Linked DNA regions of Mus musculus: region 2 is linked to region 1. The links are chromatin contacts, found by Hi-C or POLR2A ChIA-PET in ENCODE. All regions are on one chromosome and are shown on one strand. The core of a region is the stretch at or near the end of the contact, and the rest is flanking DNA. Distances in the headings are between cores, read along the strand shown.

The links. A loop is a pair of places that touch in the nucleus more often than their neighbours do. ChIA-PET counts read pairs that join two places held with the same protein, here RNA polymerase II (POLR2A).
Region 2: a loop to region 1 is called in a map of heart, with 3 times the contacts of the local background. The contact joins two enhancer-like sites. A Hi-C loop is called at or near these places in 1 of 37 maps with a recorded cell type or tissue (heart). POLR2A ChIA-PET finds 5 or more read pairs at or near these places in 1 of 5 experiments (Patski).

What each region holds. Positions count from the first base shown.
Region 1 is chr11:44,611,221-44,616,922 of GRCm38, forward strand. No RefSeq gene overlaps it. Among named protein-coding and RNA genes, the nearest start is that of Ebf1, 4.0 kb to the right of the region's middle. Within about 2 kb of position 2,471, at least 2 of the 3 ENCODE cell types and tissues checked have a DNase peak (open chromatin) inside an H3K27ac peak, as active enhancers do.
Region 2 is chr11:44,923,567-44,929,757 of GRCm38, forward strand. Ebf1 (early B cell factor 1) reads left to right here. Exons shown (of 16, transcript NM_007897.3): 10 at 883-1,009. Among named protein-coding and RNA genes, the nearest start is that of Gm51859, 160 kb to the right of the region's middle. Within about 2 kb of position 1,527, at least 1 of the 3 ENCODE cell types and tissues checked has a DNase peak (open chromatin) inside an H3K27ac peak, as active enhancers do.

The DNA.
Region 1 (5,702 bases), core at 1,221-3,720:
AGCGGTCTCTTTTTGGACGCCGCATCAATAATCAGAAACTGTCCGCGAGGAACCATTAAGAGCGCGGAACTGTCCAGCAGGGACCGTTGCGCTCTCAGTTCGGGTAATTTGTGGGTGGAAATTACACCTGGTCTGCAGGGAGCTGAGCTGGGCGCCCACCCCCGGCCTGTGGCCATGCCCTGCGCTCCTCCAGCAGGCTCCCTCCCACCCGTAAGGCCAAGGGACCTGCAGTCTCACCGCTGCCCTTGACACCTCGATTTCCACGCAGCCTGCTGCTTTCGCCTAGCTGGACTTTGATTCTTAGGATGTCTTTGCGGCAGTTAACACACACAAGTGCGGGCTCAGACTCGCGTGTACGATCTTGCTCGGTACCCAAGTTCTGTGCTTGCACACTGTACTCACATAAACTATGTCTTCACGTGACTCTCATGCACACTCGAGATAGAGGTGCACCTGTGCACCCCTTGGGCCCGCACTGAAGCACGCGCGCTCACACGGAGCCAAGAATGCACTGTTCAGACCCTCAAATAATGTAGCTGAGGCTCGCTGATTGAAAACCCGTGTCTGCATTCACACCACAGGCACTTTAAACAAAGCTACCAATAAGGACCAGGAAGCGCACAGCGCCACCGCGCAAATACCCAGAAAGCTGCCCCCAAAAAAGGAGCACACAGTTTTTCTCACTTGGGTATCCTGAACCCACCTCTCGAATGCGCTTTTCCTTTCTTAACTTTCCTTTAGGGAAACAGGCCCTTTTCTCTCTTAAATCTTTATAGCCCCCCCCCCCAACTCCCTGCTTTTTTTTTTCTTTCTTCCATCTCAGTTTGTTTTAAAACTTAAGCAGTGTTAACTTATAAACTGCTGGAGAGCTCCCTTCTAAAACCCTTGGATACCCCACCCCACCTCCTATGTGGAGAAAGCCAGCTTTAGTCTCCTAGGCAGATAAGCAAAATTCTCAAAGTGGGGTACCAGCTGAACTCCACCCCTGGGCGGCACCAGCCTAGAGTTCTTTTTCTGGAACACCACCAGCTATTTTCTCTCAACTCAGAATTACGTCGGGTTTTAGCTATCCGTGCTCAGACCAAGACTGAACCATGTCCCCCCAACCCACAATTAAAACACATGCTCAGCTGTTCTGATTTCTGGCCTGTAGTGGACATCGTGGACATCGGACATCATAGCAAAGTCCTGTACTTAAGGTCGTTTCATTAGGCAAGCTTAGACCTTAGCTGGGACTGGGAGAGGACGTGACACAGCTAGGGCTGGAGCTGGCACGTCCCTGGGGAGTCCTGTCTGGGAAGGAGAGGGGAAAGGCACCCACTTACATTACAGCGCAAACTTGTTTTCAAATAATCATATTCGTTAAGATTTTCCTGAAACTACACTCTCCTGACTTCTGTGTGGTTTGTCCTCACCGTGACAAGCGCCCTCTCTCTCTTTCACTCTGCTCCCCTTATCTCCCTCCCCCGCTATGTGTAACCAGGACTCAGTGCACCCAAGAATTCTAGTGGTGTTGAATAGCCCTTAGCTGCCTCTGCCGGGTGGAGGTTTGACTCCAAGGTTAAGAGCACTGGTCCCTGAGACAATGTCTTGGTAACTTTATTAGCGGTGTGGCAGGAACAAGATTTCATTCGCTTCCGCTTCTCTTAAAAACCCTCCGTTTCCTCACCTGTACAATGGGAGTGGACTGTAGTCGCGATTGAGTAATTTCATGTCCGGTAAACCTAGCAACAAATGGGATCTATTTATTGTCTGGGACGATCCCGGGGGAAACCCGAGAGAGGCCTCAGCTCGTTCTGAGAGGGGACAGTTTTGTGGAACCGCACCGCGCCTGGTCCTACCCACGTTGACTGCAGTCTCTGCGACAGAGCCTTAGAGATTGTTTAATCGTTCTCTACCTCCTGCGAGTGGCTGTCACCCTCTTCTTCAGTTTTCTAGTTGGTTCCAAGAAAAGGAGGGTTATCCCAGGGACAGAGACTGGATGAGCAAAGGAGGGACTTTTCCGGAGCGCCGCGAGGTCGCAAGCCCGGATCAGAGTCCGGATTTCCGGTGGCGTTCTGGCCTGCGGCTCCCACGCTCCCCACAGAGGTGGGTGAATGCCACCCGGGGACAGACCAGGGTTTAGTGGGCGCGTGGGTCCCAGTGTTCGGCAGTCCCAACACGCATCCGTGGTATCTTCCCATCGCCCTCGCCCTTGCCTGGCTGCACCCCGCTTTCCCAGGACTCCAGGTCGCTACAGACTCTACCGGGTTCCCTTGATAGTGGCCTGGCTTCGGCCTGTCCCAGTCACACATCTCAGACGTCTAGTGGCCCGCAACTCCCCAGAAGCTCTCAGAGGGCCTTTGAGCTTAGGCGCTTTGTCGCCCACTTCCAGTTCTACCCAGCACTGGATGAAGAGCCCGTTGTCCCACTGGGGTCGCAGCTACCTCTGGCAAGAAAGCTAAAAAAGGTGAGGGGGCAGTTCCCCGACTGTTGGGTGGGGGGTCCTCAAAAAGAGAAAAGTAGAACACGCTTCAGGACAAGTCCCAAGCCTGCCTCCTGGGGGCAGACAAGCAAAAGCCATCCCCTCTTTTCTTGGGACATTCCTTCTGATCCCAGTTCCACTCAATTCAGGGGGGTCTTTCTTTTTACTGAAAGGCAAGCAGGGGAGCATAATTTTACCTGAGCCCCTAGAAGTTATTGCATCATTTTATATGCCCCATGAAAGGGGGTCTGGGTCTACAGAAGTTCGAGATGGCCTGGGTGCCACTGGTTGGGCTTGAAGAGCACAGGGGGAGGGAATTCTTGGGCCCTAGCCTCAACTTCCTCCAGCACTGGGGGACCTGAGAAGCTGGGCAACCCCACTTGGTAGTGTGGACCCTCTGAGAACCTATCCATGACCACCACCCCATCTCTCCAGCCACAGCTGAAGAATCTGCCAGAAGTTCGACAGGAAAACATCATTCTAGAAGAAACATATTCCTTTACAGTGGCTCCTTCCCTGTCTCTTTGTTTGGGGAGAAGGCAAGAATTTTTAAATGTCTTTAAATATAGATTCCTAGGTACCAATGCCAGAGGCTCTGGTCCTGCAGCTGTGAAGGAGGCCCAGGTATCTGAATGTTCACACACACACACACACACACACACACACACACACACACACACACACACACAGAGAGAGAGAGAGTTCTCTCTCTCTCTCTCTCTCTCTCTCTCTCTCTCTCTCTCTCTCTCTCCCACTTCCTTTTGGCTTCCTTATACTTAAACATTTATTATTGGATGCAGAAGCCACGTTAAAAGGCAATTCACCCAGATGAAAATCTACAAATGCACTTTGCTTAATGAAAGTGAAATATGCCCACTATCCCAGGTGAGGTGTTGGCTGCCTGTCAAGCCAAAGGGAATTAGGGCTATCCAAAGATTCTTGCCTCCCTCTCTTTACCACCATCACTGCCTTCTCCTCCTCCTCCTCCTCCTCCTCCTCCTCCTCCTCCTCCTCCCCCCTCCTCCTCCTCCCCCCCTCCCCTTCCTCCTCCTCCTCCTCCTCCCCCCCTCCTCCTCCCCCCTCCTCCCCTTCCTCCTCCTCCTCCTCCTCCCCCCCTCCTCCTCCCCCCTCCTCCCCTTCCTCCTCCTCCTCCTCCTCCTCCTCCTCCTCCTCCTCCTCCTCCTCCTCCCCTTTCTCTCCTCCTCCTCCCCTTTCTCTCCTCCTCTTCTTCCTCCTCCTCTGGCTTATGGATATAAAAATTGCTTCCTTTTTAGTTAATTTCTGGAGAATTGGGCTGCTATAGCTGTCATTCTCTGTTCCAGTTTCTCTTTTCTGGATAGTGGGTTTCATGTGCTGACTGACACCAGGATCCTTTGTAGCCGACCTCCGACCTCCTCTGGAGGACTATGTTCTTTGTGACTCTTGTTAACCACAGGCCTCAATGTGACTGTGTTTCTCCTCATTCGGGCAATGATCCTTTCTTGACTGTGTGCATCACTGGAACATCTACCCCACTACATTCAACTTTTAATGTTTTGGCTTGATTACTGAAAAGTGGAGACTCAAGCAGTTAAGAAGAGTTAAGCCTAAGTCTTAAGCTAGGGCTTCCTGGGACCCATTGTAGAAGGGTGGCCAATGCTTCCTGATGCCCCTACCTTGAAGGGTCACCACTGAACTTAAGGAAGGGGCTTATTCTGTGTACTCCTGACGTTAAGAGGATCCTGGGTCTGGGACATCAGCACAGCTTGGAGCTTTGAAAAAGTTTAAAGAGGCCCAGCTTCAATTGTGCATTTAAAATCTATAGAGATGGAGAATGTTCTGGTGTCTACCAGCATATAACTCATCTTTTTACACACACACACACACACACACACACACACACACACACACACACACACACACACACAGCACCTACTGTGTACTAGAAACTCTAGTATATGCTATGAGGATCCTGGTGGATCAGATGATCTCTGCTGAGATGGCTTGGAGGAGATGGCATTAATTATGGGACCAGAAAGAAATGTCCCAGCACATCTGTAGTCTAGATAAATAGTCTGGGAGCTATAGTAGATAAAGTTATGTCTGAAGATAGTGGCCATGCAGTCAACCTGTAGTCTTGGAATACACCCACCCACTCTTTCATCACAAAGGGGCTCCACTTTCCTCCCTGGACAGACCCAGCAACCAGAATGCTTGCTGGCCTCAATTGTTCCATTCAACAGGGATGTGTGTTCCTTCCCGTCACTGACTGCAATACATTTTATAAATCAAAGGGCCAAGGAAGACCAGCAGAAAAGGGAATCTGGATTTCAGGCAAAGAATTTCCCCCCAAGGAGTCCTTGGCAGCCTTGGCTGCATCCAGGATGTCCTCTAAGAGTAATGATACATTTACCACGAGCTTATTAAACGCTGCAACCATTTTTTTTAAATGATGGGGTAGGCATATTACCCATAAACCTCCACTCATTTCCTCCTTAGCCATAACACAAAGGTCAATAGGCCTGAGATGGGAGACAAGTTACCCTCTTCTCCCTCCGTTTCTTCCTGTCTTCCTTCCTCCCCTTACATTCTTCCACCTTATCCACTTCCTCTTCTCCCCGTTTCCCTCCCAACCTCTCATCTCTCTTCTCTACATCCCAGTCTCTCTCCCTATGGCTGTGATGGAAGTTGGTTCAAGCCCCCTTCCCCTTTAACAGAAAGAACTTTGTGTGCCAAATAACCAACTAATCAGAGAAGGCAACACCCTTGCTGCAGTTGTTAAAGAAAAATAAAGCTACTTTGCGGAGCAGGAGAAGGGACTGAGGATCTGAAGATATTTAGAGTCGCAGGCTGCATAGCCCCAGAGACTCATTCACTCTTAGGGACTTCTGGAGAGTAGTGACCGAGTGAAAACCGCGCCCAACAGCATTCGTGTCTGGGTTAGCACCAGAGTTAGAGGCATTTCAGAAGCCTGCTGAAGACTGAGTCTAGAATGCCCATTCCCTTGCGGTCTACTAAAGTCGTATTGGTTGGGGCTTTAGGTTTCTCTACCTCTCCTGACACGGAGATAATGTCTTCCGAGTGCCCTCAAGTCTCGATCTCGCGCACATAAAGTTCATCCCGCCACCCTTGTTTCAGAGTGAAGAGCTGGACACCTGGGATGGGCATCCTGCCTTTTCTGCCTGGTCAGTCCTTTTTTCCTCCACGTTTGCCCCCGAAGTCCCAGGACAGGCAAGCAAGGGACTAGGCGTCTGCCCAA
Region 2 (6,191 bases), core at 277-2,776, 310 kb after region 1:
GCTGACTTCTCAGAGAGATCCCTTAGGATGCAGTTCTGTCACAGGTCAAGCAGTCAAATGCCAGGGATGCTCTTCTTCTTTTTTTTTTTCTCAAATATCTAGATAATGCTCATTTTATGACCATTAATAACATTTTCTTTATATAAAACGAGGTAAGAGTAATAAAAAATAAATTTTGCTTTATAGTATAATTTGATTGCCAATAGCGTTCAGAAATGAACTTCCTCACTGTGCATGTGCCCCTGCATAGAGGCAGGCTAAGCCTCCAGCAGCCCCCTCCCCAACCTTCATTTCTCTTTTATGGAGAGTCTTTAGTTCATCCAGAGCCCTAAGCTATTCCAGGGGGGCAGATCCTTTGCTCCCCCCTTTAAAATGCTTTGATTGTGCCTCTGGTAGTTAATGCGCCAAATGGTCTTCTGGACTTTCATACGTGTGTTCTGCAGCTAATTAGGATGCCCAGGCCTACTGTTTCCTACCTTTGTGCTCTCCACGTGTTTAAGAGCTCAGTTCAAACACCAGGCCCATACCCTCTGGAAAGGCATGGCAAAGTTCTACTCTGATTTGGGCATCTGTTGCAAACAGGTTTTCCAAAGGATATCCTGTAGGAGATAAACCATTTCATTAGGCCAGGTTCCCTTTCCAAACCGGGAAAGTACAGGGCCTGCTGTGAAGGAAAACCCAGATAATGCTATTGTGGCTATAAGCAGAGCACTTGTAAATGTTGTTGCCGGCATCTTTTCCACAGGTTCCATCCAGACGGTGTCCACTGACAGGTTAATGACGTGTTTTAGAGCTCTGTTTATAGAGAGCTACGGTAGGGCAGCTGGGACATGAGTCCTTTACATATTCCAATGACCCTTCCTCCTTCCATGTCTCCTGCAGTTGATAACTCCTCATGCCATCCGAGTTCAGACACCTCCTCGGCACATCCCTGGTGTGGTGGAAGTCACACTGTCGTACAAGTCCAAGCAGTTCTGCAAAGGGACACCAGGCAGATTCATCTACACAGGTAAGCGTGCCTGCAGATGGGAACCACAGAGCTCTGTTGACTTCATGAGATGTTTTCCTTGATCGTGTGCATGTGCGCGTGCATGTGTGTTTAATGTCGCTTCTGTTAAGACAGATTTTTTTTCCCATTTCAACAAGTACATACAGGACCGAAGAAATTGCTTTGATTATTATTACTAAAAGTTGATGGAGATGTAATACTTAAAGCTGATGGAGATGTAATAGCTTTGCATGTTGAAAGAATTGGTTGCCTACTTAGAGAAATAGAGAGCGGGACTATATTAGACAGGACCAAGGTCTCTCTCTAGTAGATTGGCCAGCTTGTTGTTGGAGTTTGCTTATGGAGCAGGGTTGAACTTTGACGAACAGTGCTGCTTTTTTTCTAGCCTGCCGCAGCACTTGAATTAAACACATTTGGAAATTTTCATAGTTATTCTGGGTCGTGCTCTCTGCCCCAGTAAGCTGCATTTTGTCTGCCCCACCCCCAACAGCACTGGCACACGGACGTGCCTTGCGGTAAGCAGCTAGGGTTACAGGGTGCATCTGAAATCCCTCCTACCAGGCCCAGCCAATCAGGCAGGGACCTGGGCTGGCAGGATGTAGAAATATATGTAATGGGCTAAGCAAACACCCAGGGATCTCATCGTCGAATTCAGCATCTGCTTTGGAAGGGGTGGGCAGACTCTTTGTTTCTTACATGCTCAAAGGTGAGGTGTAGGCTGATCACGGGTGGGTGGTGTGGTAGATTTGAGGGCCCTTGGTTTCACATGACCTGGCTAGCTCCTTTCAGGAGCCAGTCACTGCTTTTCTTCCCCATTTATTATTAAGGGTCTGCTAGGCCTCTCCATGTAGATGGGAAGTTGCATTCACACAGAGGGGTCTGGAGCACAGAAGAAGCGCTTCTGTTAGCACATCCTAATTAAACCACACAATCCAATGGGCAGGTTTCATTTTTGCTCTAACGTTCTACCTCAAAGCATCTTCCCCTATAATTTTATGCTATGAAGCAAACCAAGCATGCTTGATAGCCACCCTGTCTCTCTCACACAATGACAGCTCATCACCAACAGACAGAGACAGACAAACAGAACGACAAACAAACAAACAAACCAAGTTAATATATTTTGACCCTCGGAAATGCCTCCCAGCCCTTTAAACAAAACACAGGGTTGGTGCCTGCCTGCCGATTAGTTTTAGTTAATTGAAAATTATAGGATTGACCCAAGAGGAAAATTTTGTTTGCACTCCAATCACTTTTACAAATTAAGGAAAATTACCACAATTTTGTTTAGCTCAGGTTTCACACTGAGTTCACGAAATTAGCTCAGCCATCCCAACAAAGTCAGCACTTTGTTAGTGAGCGCTTGAAAAAAAAAGTCTATCTGGAGTTTTGTGGTGTATACAAACGAAGCATAGAGAAAGCTATGATGCTTTATAGAAGTGGGCCAAGTGTTTTTAATTAGGCTCATTGGTTCAGCATAAGTTTTGAAGAACAATCAAAATAGCGGATTAGCTGTTTCTTTTAAATCTAGGGTTTCTTGCCATTCATTTTTCCCATGAGAACTTGCAGATAGCACTGTAAGGTTTTTTTTTTTTTTTTTTTTTTATTCTCTTTTCTTTCTATTTTTTTTTTTTTAAACAAGCCTCATTATGGGCTCGCAGGAAAAGGACCAATTGAAATTTCTGATACTGTAACATTCCCCACCGTCATTCCAAGGGGATGGGAGCTTTTCACAGCGTTCCTTGCTGGACTCGCGGTTCTGGAACATATTACAAAACCACAGAGGCCAAATGTTTTCTCTGAGGAGTTTGGACTCTGTTTTTGGCCGAAAATATTTAGGCCTCACTGGTTGCTTATTTACTCTGCTATTAAGAACAAGAAAGAGAAGAAGAAGAAGAGAAGAAGAAAAGGAAAACGTTGGTGGGGCGGGAGGCACCAGAAGCAGTCAGCCATGGCTTCCGCTTTGGTGACAATGTCCTTGCTCAGTACTGCTCCCTTTTGTGGTCAAGTCTCATTTAGAAGAAATTATTGTTAATCAGTGTTTAGTAAAATATACCCTAGAGCCACATGGCCATATATATATATTTTAAATCACTGCCATTACATAAATTCTCAAACAAAACGAAACAAAGCACCTCCTCCCCTGCAAACAAACAAACAAACAAACAACCCAAAAACAAACAAACAAACAAACAACCCAAAAACAAACAACCAACCCTAAGGGATCGACTGATCCACCATTATTTAAGATTTTCTAAACCGTTCAAAAATTGCTACCAATTTAAGAAATCACATGTTGGGAAAGCTGTGTCAGACTGGAATTAAGATCAAAGATTAAAAACAGCAGATCTGCAAGCTAAGGGAAGGAATTCTGCAGGAATGTGTGTTGATATGTTCATTTGTGGGAATCTAAATAAGAGTGGAAAGAATTCATGTCTTCAGCTGTGGGCTACTGACAAGAAGATGCCACTCGTAATGTATCCTAGGAAGAAATCTAGCCTCTTCTTGTGTGAGGAAAATAGAAATCGAGAGAAATGAAGACAGAGACTCCTTGTCTATCCATCGTTACAGTGACATCACGTGGGTTTAACTAGGAAACTTCTGAGCCGCCTGGTCACTGACATGTGGCTTGTCCTTGTGGTGGGCCCTCAGTCATGGCTAGTCTCCCAGCTCCTGGGCCTTACGCAGTTCACCTCTGCGCTCGTCACTCTTCACAAGTGAAGGTGTAGACAAAAGGCCTCAGTGCCTCTACTTCTTTGTATCCAAACAACTGCTTAGGGCATTGTGCTCATGCAGGTCCCTCTCCAGCCCACTCCCAGAAGTTCACACCTCATCTTTAACATCCATACTACGTCAAGATGTGAGGCTTGCCTTCCTGGATTGGCAAACAAATCTTGTTTCTTAATGGAATGTCCCTGGAATTTTTCCCTTAAAAAGAAACTAGAGAGTATCACAGAACTGAAGAATAACACCCCAATTAAGACACGCCCACTGCTTTCCGAGGGTTTAGGACAGACTTTGGATATAGGAATGTGAAAGGCTCTAAAAATCTATTTTAAGCCAAAACCAGAAAAAATAAAATCATAAAGGAGCATAAATCCTGGTCTAGTTGATGCAATTAAAAACCCACTTTTTAGAGGAAGTAGTCCAACTAAACACGGACTGAAGGCTGACCCCAATCCCTTAAGGATGCTGGATGCAACTCTTTGTCACTGGTCCTCAGACTCGAGTGTTCCTATTCACTAGATGTATGATGTTCTTGCCTTTGCCCAATCAGAGTCCTGGAGAAGAATGAGTCCTGACTTAAACAGAACACAGAAGCGCCGACCGCACCAGCCAGATCAGACTTTATTGTGTTTCCTTAGTTTTATGCAAATGTGACGGCAGGGCTGACTTTACGTTTTACAGGTTTTTAAATGAAAGAAACTAAAACCTCATCTCATCCTAGGGTTGTTTTCAGAGTCCTACGATCTTGTATCTGGTCAGTCAGTCCAGGTAGATGAAGTCCAAGACCACGGGACTCACCAGATCTCGCTGACTGTAGGGTCTCCCCAATATCTTCATGCACCCCCTTGTTTTGTATGTTTTGTTTCTACAGCCGTTCCTTCTCTAAATGAGCTGCTTCCTTTCGGAGCATGATTGGTCCTGCTAAGGCGTCCGTGAACGTGGGTGCTAAGAAGAGTTCCTTAGGAGCTGTTTAACTGTTTCGTTACAATTCTTACAACTGGGTTTTCTAATAACACTGCTTTCATTCTGGTAATTTCTCATGCCCCGGGAAAATCAACAAGTAAGCAAACAAAAATTTAAATAAAGAAGGACCACGGGATGACATATGACCAACTTCACCCCGTTGATCAGGGATGTACTTAAAGTCATATCCCTTCCCTACAGGCTGGGGAAAGCCCTGATGATTGGCTGGCTAAGCAACCTATCAGAACCTTTCTACCAACTGCGGTCCCATTCTAACCGTGTTCACCTGACGGTGGCCCCTGCAAGAGCCAATCCAAATAGTTTCATAACTGGGTAATGAAGCTGCTTCCTGAACTACTTCCTGTTTGCTCTTCTCCCTGGTGCTGCAGAGCGTGTAGTTCTGCCCGCAGGATGGGCCTTGTGGGGAAAATAAGTTCTGCAGCTCTTGAGGACTGTTAATTTCCTTTTTATTTTTCTCTCCTGATCATATTTGTTTTAATCCTCCCCTCCCTCCCCTCACCTTCCCCCCCCCCTCCTCTTTTCTCTCTGTCTGTTTCCTTTTTTAATTGCCAGTAATACAGAGCCGCATAAGGATTGGATGTTTCCATTTAAGGCAATAGATATAGATTGAGCTCTGAGCTTTGCCATTTACTGGAGAAGCTATTCCTGCGATCTTCATATCGTAACTCTGAGCTCCCTCATTTTTATAAGAAGAAAAGGATAACTTGCTAGGGTTGTTTTTAGAATCAGAGAAATGTGTAACATCTAGAAAGAAGCCAAGTTTTAGCATTGGCATTAAACTGTGGCTATTATCTTTAGTCATCCGTTCTTAAAAAAAAATCATTATTTTCTGTGTATGAGGATTTTGGCTCCATGTGTATATGTGCACCGTGTGCACTCTCAGTGCCAATGGAGTACAGTCAAGGGCATCAGATCTTCTGGAACTGGACTTACAGATAGTTGCACGCTGCAATGTGGGTGCTGGGAGCTGAACCTGGGTCCTCTGCAAGAGCACAAATCTCTGAAGTGCTGAGCAGTTGCCGACGCCCCACCCATTGATTTTTGGGTCCCCTTTTGAGAGCAAACATTTCACATCTTGTTTACCATCATCCTCATCTTCCCAGCAATCTAAGATTTGCTTTTAAGGGTTTTTAGTAACAGAATCATAGGCACCAGGACATTGAAGCAGCAACAAATGGAAAAGGCAATGTGTGGATAATTATGGTAACAAGAAACTGATTTTTAAATAATTATTCCACTTTCTGTTGTCACTACAAAGCGTAGACTGAGTGCTTATAAAGAAAATAGGATTATTTAACTCACAGTTTTGGAGGTTGAAAGTCTAAGACCAAATGGTCCCATCTTTTTGGCCTCTGGAAAGGACCTCATGAGCTGCCTCACACATGGTGGATGGCGTTGTGGAGTAGGCATGGGTCAGAGTGGTCACGAGTGGGGAGACCAAAGGCTGGGGAGTTCAGATGTGTATTCTCCA